Regions from separate parts of the Homo sapiens genome. Here regions 2 and 3 are each linked to region 1. The links are chromatin loops, found by intact Hi-C in ENCODE. Cell type or tissue: HepG2. All regions are shown on one strand. Region 1 has its middle 220 kb from the start of MIR1321. Region 2 overlaps DACH2 (dachshund family transcription factor 2). Region 3 has its middle 20 kb from the start of CHM.

Region 1 (2,500 bases):
TGATTGTGGTCATTTTTTTCCTCAATGGCTGAGTACCTTGGACCTCCCTGTTCTTCCTGCTGGCTCTTGTATCTCATGGTCCAATGTCCTTTAAAAACCTGCTGTACTAGAGAAATTATAAATGATCTAAAATTAAGGTTTTATTTACTGAAAAAGACTTCATGTATATGTTAGCAAGCATGTTTTATCAGGATTTAACAAGGTTTCAAACCACAGGTCTCTTGGATCTGTTACCCCCAAATCCTGCTTCCTAGTTGGCTACTAATGTGTAAAGCTGACCTGTGTTCACATAGCATGACTGGAGCTTCTAATACTAGAATGCAACAAAAGGGTAGAAACACTGAAAGAGAATCAGAAAACTTGTATTTGACATAAAACATAACCACAGTCAAGTTTCATACACAGACTCATTATTATCAATATATTGTCTTTCAGTAGCAGTCATGGGCAAACCTTTATGTGTAATTTTGCCCATCTCAGTAAGGCTCAGCAATACCATTTTGATAAAACAGCCTACTTTCACTGGATAGGATTAATCACAATGTCATCTTTACCTTTCAGAAGACTACAGAATGTGAGAGTCTGTAGTGAACTTATAGATCACCTAGTTCTATTCTCTTATTTTACATATGTGGAAGCTGAGGCCCAGAGAGAATTGGCTTGTACAGGGCTACACAGTTAACATAAGACTTAAAAGCCCAGTCTCTGGACTCCCGGACTTGATATTCTTCTACTTTGCCACACTGCTAGGGGCTATCATCTAAAACCAAGCCTGATGAAATGAATATTTATTTTCCCATTTTCATTGAGTTTTTCCTCTATGATCCTCTAAGAAAATTAGTTATCAGATTTTAGCTGAATTACGTTTGACAGTACATAAAATTATGTCTACTTCACTCAGCCTTATAACTAGGTTATAACCTGGTTATAACCAGTCTCGAAATGACTATAGAAAAAAAAAAGGTAAATATTGGCCATTTTCTTTCAAAATGTCTCTGTTGATCCCACTGCCCAAAGATGAAGTCATGAGGCACTATAAAAAATCTGCATGCTTTTTGACAGGTGATTACTCAGAGTGCAGTCTATAAGAAAAGACACTGGGGAGGGCAAAACTTACACCTAGAAACTCATCACTAACAGACTAGCAAGACATGACTAAATAAATTGAGAAGTTGTTCAAGACCAGATATTTCCAGAAGATGGCAGTATAAGGAAGGTCTGAATTCAAAGGGAATTGAAAATTAGATTTAAAAATGCAATGTTTCATTTCATAAGTCTAGTTTTAAGACAGAACCATGCAACTAAAACTTGTATAAAAACAACAGGCACTGATGTGACAAATTAACATAGGTCACCACTGTGAGATTTAGTAGGCAATGGCTATATGGCATTTTAAAAGAAATAGTGATACAAAATACACCCTGTAAACTTTGTTGTAAACACTTCTAAGAAGTCAATAGTGTGTGGTTAAATTAACAGTAAGATGATTTAAATTTTCAGAGGAAGGCTCTAAAGTTATTATATGTGAGTAGACATGCACAGAGTTCATAATGACATCCAACTTTTTTTCTTTGAAGTATTTCTAAAAATAATTCCAGTTGTATTTTAGATTCAGAGGATACATGTGCAGGTTTGCGACATTGGTATATTGTGTAATGCTGAGGTTTGGGATACGAATGATTCCATCACCCAGAGAGTGAGCACAGACCCAACAGTTAATTTTTTTACCCTTGCCCCCTTCTTTATTTCCCCCTCTATTAGTTCCTAGTGTGTACTGTTGCCATCGTTATGTCCATGAGTAACTAACATTTAGCTCCCACTTATAAATGGGAACATGTGGTATTTAGATTTCTTTTCCACTGTTAATTAGCTCAGGATAATGGCCTTCAGGTGCATCCATGTTGCTGCAAAGGACATGGTTTTGTTCTTTTTATGGCTGCATAGTATTCCATGGTGTATATGTACCACATTTTCTTTACTCAATCCAGTGTTGATGGGCCCCTAGGTTAATTCCATGTATTTGCTATTGTGAATAGTGCTGAAATGAACATACAAGTTTATGTGTCTTTTTGGTAGAATGATTTATTTTCCTTTGGGCATATATATAGTAACAGGATTGTTGGGTCAAAGGTAGTTCTGCTATAAGTTCTTTGAGAAATTTCTAAACTGCTTTCCACAGTGGCTGAACTAATTCACATTCCAACCAACAGTGCATAAGCATTCCATTATCTTTGCAACCCCACCAACATCTTTTTTTGTCTTTTTCTTTTACTATTTAATAGAAGCCATACTGACAGGTGTGAGATGGTATTTCATTGTGGCTTTGATTTGCATTTCTCTGATGATTAGCAATGTTAAAGCATTGTTTTCATGTGGTTTTTGGCCACTTGTGTGTGTTCTTCAGAGAAGTGTCTATTCATGTATTTTGCCCATTTTTAATGGGGTTATTGGGGTTTTTTGATTGTCGAATTGTTTAAGTTCCTTATAGATTCTGGATATT
Region 2 (2,500 bases), 560 kb after region 1:
CTGCTGTGGTTCTTGCAGACTCGTAGAGGTACTGCCTTGATGGTCTTCGACAAGATCTGGGAGAATTTTCTGGATTACCAGGCACAGACTCTTGTTCTTTTCTCTTACTTTTTCCCAAACAAAAAGCATCTCTCTCTCTCTGTCTGTTCTGAGCCACCTAAAGCTGGGGGTGGAGTGACACAAGCACCCCTGTTGCCACTACCGCTATGACTGCACTGGGTCAGATCTGAAGTCATCACAGCACTGGTTCTTACCCAATTTCGGCTGTAACAACTCCCTGGCTACTGTCTCTGTTCGCTTAAGGCCCTAGGGTTCTACATTCAACGGGTGACAAAGCCAGCATGACTTGTGTTCTTCCCTTCAGGACGGCAAGGTCCTCTTGGCCTAGTGTGGGCCCAGAGGTGCTGTCAGGGATTCAGGTACTACAGTCAAAACCCTTAGAAGTCTACCTGGTGTTCTATTGTATTGTGGCTGAGCTGGCCCTCAAATCACAAGACTTAGTCTTTCCCATTCTTTTTGCCCCTTTGCCAATGCAAAGGAGGCTCACTCCATAGCTGCTGCCACCCTAGGCCACAAGGAGGACTGCCAGACTACTGTTGATGTTCTCTTAAGTCCCAAGGACTCTTTAGTCAGCTTGTCGTTGTTAACCCAAAATATCTGAGACAGGTCTCAGTCAATTTAGAAAGTTTATTTTGCCAAGGCTAAGCATGCGCCTGTGACACAGCTTCAGGAGGTCCTGATGACATGTGCCCAAGGTGATAAGGGCAGAGCTTGGTTTTCTACATTTTAGGGAGACGTGAGACCTCAATCAATATATTTAAGAGGTACATTGGTTCAGTCCAGAAAGGCAGGACAACTTGAAGTAGGGAGGGGACTTCCAGATCATAGCTAGGTAAGAGACAAAGGGTTGCATTCTTTTGAATTTCTGATCAGCCTGTTCAAAGGAGGCAATCAGATATGCATCTATCTAAGTGAGCAGAGAGATGACTTTGAATAGAATGGGAGGCTGGTTGGCCCTATGCAGCTCCCAGCTTGACTTTTCCTTTTAGTTTAATGATTTTGGGGCCCCAAGATTTATTTTCTTTTCACATGGTGAATGGTTCCCTATCCTGCTGTAGCTGAGCTGGTATTCTAAATGCAAGACAAAGTCCTTTCCACTCTTCCCTCTCCTCTCCTCAAGTGGAAGGAAAGGGGTGTCTCTCAGAACCAGGAGCCATGCAGCCTGGGGTTATGGGAGGGGTGATGCCAGCACTCCTTTGGCTGTCCCAGTTGGTCTCTCAGTGTGTCATGCCCATGCCTTCCCCCGCAACCACCCCCAGTCCATGTCTCTGGGCCTAGTTCAGCAGTAGGACTTGCCTAAGTGTTGCAGTCTTTATGGCCTAGATTGCCTTTCAAGGTTACTTAGAGACTGAGAGCACTTTGGCCCTCAGTGGTGAGGTTTGCTGATGGCTCAAGTTTGGACAGCTGGGATTGGGGATTCCCCTCTTACTAGGGCTGGTTTAAATGCGCCCTCTATGGGCAGCTGTAAGACGAGTTTGGTCTGGGATTTGTCTGCTCTAACATGACAGCACTGAGTTCAGTGCCTCACAATTGCTGTGTTCTCCCTCTCCCAGCACCCAGAGATGCTCTCTGACCCACATGCTGCTGTTGCTGCTGGGGGATTGGGGAAGGGTAGCATTAGCAATTCAGGACTTTTTTCTATCTCTTCGGTGTCTCTTTCAGTGATATGAAGTTAAAATTAGATACTATGAGTGCTCACTTGATGTTTGGTTCTTATGAAGGTTTTTTTTCTGTGTAGATAGTTGTTAACTTGCATAGCTTTCTATTCGGCTACCTTGCTTTGCCTTGAGAATGAGGTTTTTTTAAAAGGATTAAAATTTGCCTTTGGGTACACGTGTGAAGTTCTTATTGTATTCAGTACTAACTAAGTTCGCATTTCAGGGAGTAATTTGAACAACTGCATTCGAGGTTATTTAATGAACATTACAATTTGAATTCAAGAACACCAGCATGCCATTTTTGTTACTTTTGTAATTAAGTAAAGTTTAAGTATTTACTACAACCCTTTTGTCTAAAACTATATCTGAAAGTTTAAATTACTATCAAGGTTTATAGTTTATATAGTGCTTTCACATATACTGGCTCATTAAATCTGATCCTTAGAAGTGTCTGTTTTTATAATTTTGTGGTGAAATTTCTAAATTTTTATAAATAAATGGCTGATTACAACAAGGCATGTTTGGAGATCACTTAATCTCATTTAGACTTTTTTTTACTCAATGTTAAATCAGCATCATCCATTGTGATAATGAAGCCGATAATGCTTCTAGGAAGTAATAGTATCTCATGGTCTGCAGCAGTTCTCAGGCTGCAAGGTGTATTCACACACTATCTGAGGTTATTCTCACAACAATCCTATGAGGCAGGTCACCCCATCTGAAATGTAAGTGAGAAAATGGAAATGTAGGCAAGTAAAATGAATTACCTGAGGCCTCACAGT
Region 3 (2,500 bases), 460 kb after region 1:
TTTTGTCTATTTCCAGTAATTGTCAGGAGGCTCTTCCATTAACAGTGCCCATAGTTACCTTTGCATAATTTTTCTCACCAGGCTTAGTTCATCTTCAGACTGAAAAAATCACCTCTTTTATTTGGCCACCCTGAAGTCATCAAATATTGGTCTTCTATATGTGGCATTTTTAGGCATTTTCTCAGGAACATCAAAAATCTTTGTGTACAATATTCTTAACCTCTCTTGTGAACTCTCACATACAGCCAATAATTCTTTTACTAATTTTTAAAAGTAAATTCTCAAGTATGGTTTCTAATCACATTTTTAAAGACAGCTTCTACAGTATAGACAAAAAGCACAAAAGGTGTTCAGAGAAGGGAGAGACCATTTTGCACTGGAATGGCAGATAATACGTTATAAAGGACTTTGGGACACCCTGAAAGATAGGTAATATTGAAAGGTATGAGAGTTCAGGGAGAGCTGTAGGAGAAAAGGCATCAAGAGAGGAAGGCATGAGCCTATTAACGGAGGAAACAGTGGTGCCTGGTCCACCTTAGAGGAAGGTTAATACTGGCAATCACGGACTGTTAGATTAGCTACGAGAAAGTTTATGACCTTAAAGCAGCCATTCTGGTTGAATGCTCTCAGCTGGGCTCTAGGAACAGTTGCTTTCAGACATTTTTTTTTGGCAGCATTACACAGTAAGAAATGGATTTTAAATAGCAACACAATACACACATGATGTATTATGTCTACATTTCAAGAAACGCGCTTACTCTAATTACAATCTAAGTGCTCTGATACTTTCTATTGAATTCAATTTCATTTAAAAATGCTGTTACCCACTGAACTTATTGCAGTACCCGATACCCCAGTAACCGGTGTGACCTTCAGTTGGAAAAATATTGTCCACGGAAGTGGTTCTTAAAAAGAGGTGATTTTGCCCCCCAGTGGACATTTGGCACTGTCTAGAAGCATTTTTCATTCTCACAAATGGTGGGGGCTGGGGTGGGGGAGGGCGGAGAGCTACTGGCATCTAGTGGGCAGAGGCCATGGATGCTATTAAACCTCAATGCACAAGTCAGCCCATGTCTCCTCCACCCCCCAACATCAAAAAATCATCCAGACCTAGTTATCAATAGTCCCAGGTTAAGAAAGTCTGTCCTATTCAACATAGTATTGGAAGTTCTGGCCAGGGAAATCAGGCAAGAGAAAGAAATAAAGGTACTCAAATAGGAAGAGAAGACGTCAGACTATCTTTGTTTGCAGATGACATGATCCTATATCCACAAAACCCCATCATCTCGGCCCAAAAGCTTTTTAAGCTGATAAGCAACTTCAGCAGTCTCAGGATACAAAATCATTGTGCAGAAATTGCTAGCATTCCTATACACCAACAACAGGCAAGCTAGAGCCAAATCAGAATGATCTCCCTTTCACAATTGCCACAAAAAGAATAAAGTGCCTAGGAATACAGCTAACAAGGGAAGTGAAGGAGGACCTCTTCAAGGAGAACTATAAACCGCTGTTCAATCAAATCAGAGATGACACAAACAAATAGAAAAAACATTCCATGCTCATGGATGCAAAGAATCAATATCATGAAAATGGCCATACTGCCCAAAGCAACTTATAGATTCAATGCTATTCCCTTTAAACTACCATTGACATTCTTCACATAACCAGGAAAAAAAAAAAACTATTTTAAAATTCGTATTGAACAAGAAAAACAAGCCTGAATAGCCAAGACAGTCCTAAGCAAAAGAACAAAGCTGGAGGCATTATGCTACCTAACTTCAAACTATATACTATATGGCCACAGTAACCAAAATAGCAATGGTCCTGGTACAAGAACAGACACATAGACCAATGGAACAGAATACAGAACCCAGAAATAAGACTGCACACCTACAACCATCTGACCTTCGACAAACATGATAAAACAAGCAATGGGGAAAGGATTCCTTGTGTAATAAATGGTGCTGGGAGAACCGGCTAGCTATATGCAGAAAACTGAAACTGGACCCCTTCCTTACACTGTATACAAAAATTAACTCAAGATGGATTAAAGACTTAAATGTGTAAAAAAAAAAAGTAAAGTAGAAGTTCCTCTTCAAAGACTTTCCTCCCCGTCTAGGAATAAATAGTAACTTCTCTTAGAAGCAAAATTTATTCAAAGACCAGTGCTAACATTTTTTTTTTTTTTGAGACGGAGTCTTGCTCTGTCACCCAGGTTGGAGTGCAGTGGCATGATCTCTGCTCACTGCAAGCTCCACCTCCTGGGTTCACACCATTCTCCTGCCTCAGCCTCCCAAGTAGCTGGGACTACAGGCGCCCCCCACCACACTCAGCTAATTTTTTTTGTATTTTTAGTAGAGACAGGGTTTCACTGTGTCAGCCAGGATGGTCTCAATCTCCTGACCTCATGATCCACCCGCCTCAGCCTCCCAAAGTGCTGGGATTACAGGCCTGAGCCACCGTGCCCAGCGACCTGTGCTAACATTCTTAAATATCTGCT

Evidence for each region. A loop is a pair of places that touch in the nucleus more often than their neighbours do. Peaks named below come from ENCODE experiments on the same cell type or tissue, not always from the same donor. Only the 100,000 strongest peaks of a DNase experiment are listed, where the experiment ranks them.
Region 2: a loop joins it to region 1, with 14 times the contacts of the local background. A loop is called at or near these places in 6 of 110 quality-filtered maps.
Region 3: it touches region 1 in a loop (7-fold over the local background); 6 of 110 quality-filtered maps call a loop at or near these places.

The regions. Positions count from the first base shown.
Region 1 is chrX:85,610,918-85,613,417 of GRCh38, forward strand. No RefSeq gene overlaps it. Among named protein-coding and RNA genes, the nearest start is that of MIR1321, 220 kb to the right of the region's middle. In HepG2, a CTCF peak has its summit at 1,204 (motif pointing right); no DNase peak of the experiment used is centred here.
Region 2 is chrX:86,170,065-86,172,564 of GRCh38, forward strand. All of the region lies in intron 1 of DACH2 (dachshund family transcription factor 2), which reads left to right. Among named protein-coding and RNA genes, the nearest start is that of DACH2, 23 kb to the left of the region's middle. In HepG2, a CTCF peak has its summit at 1,516; a DNase peak (open chromatin) is centred at 1,497.
Region 3 is chrX:86,066,220-86,068,719 of GRCh38, forward strand. It overlaps the pseudogene NDUFA5P7. Among named protein-coding and RNA genes, the nearest start is that of CHM, 20 kb to the left of the region's middle. In HepG2, a CTCF peak has its summit at 976 (motif pointing left); a DNase peak (open chromatin) is centred at 942.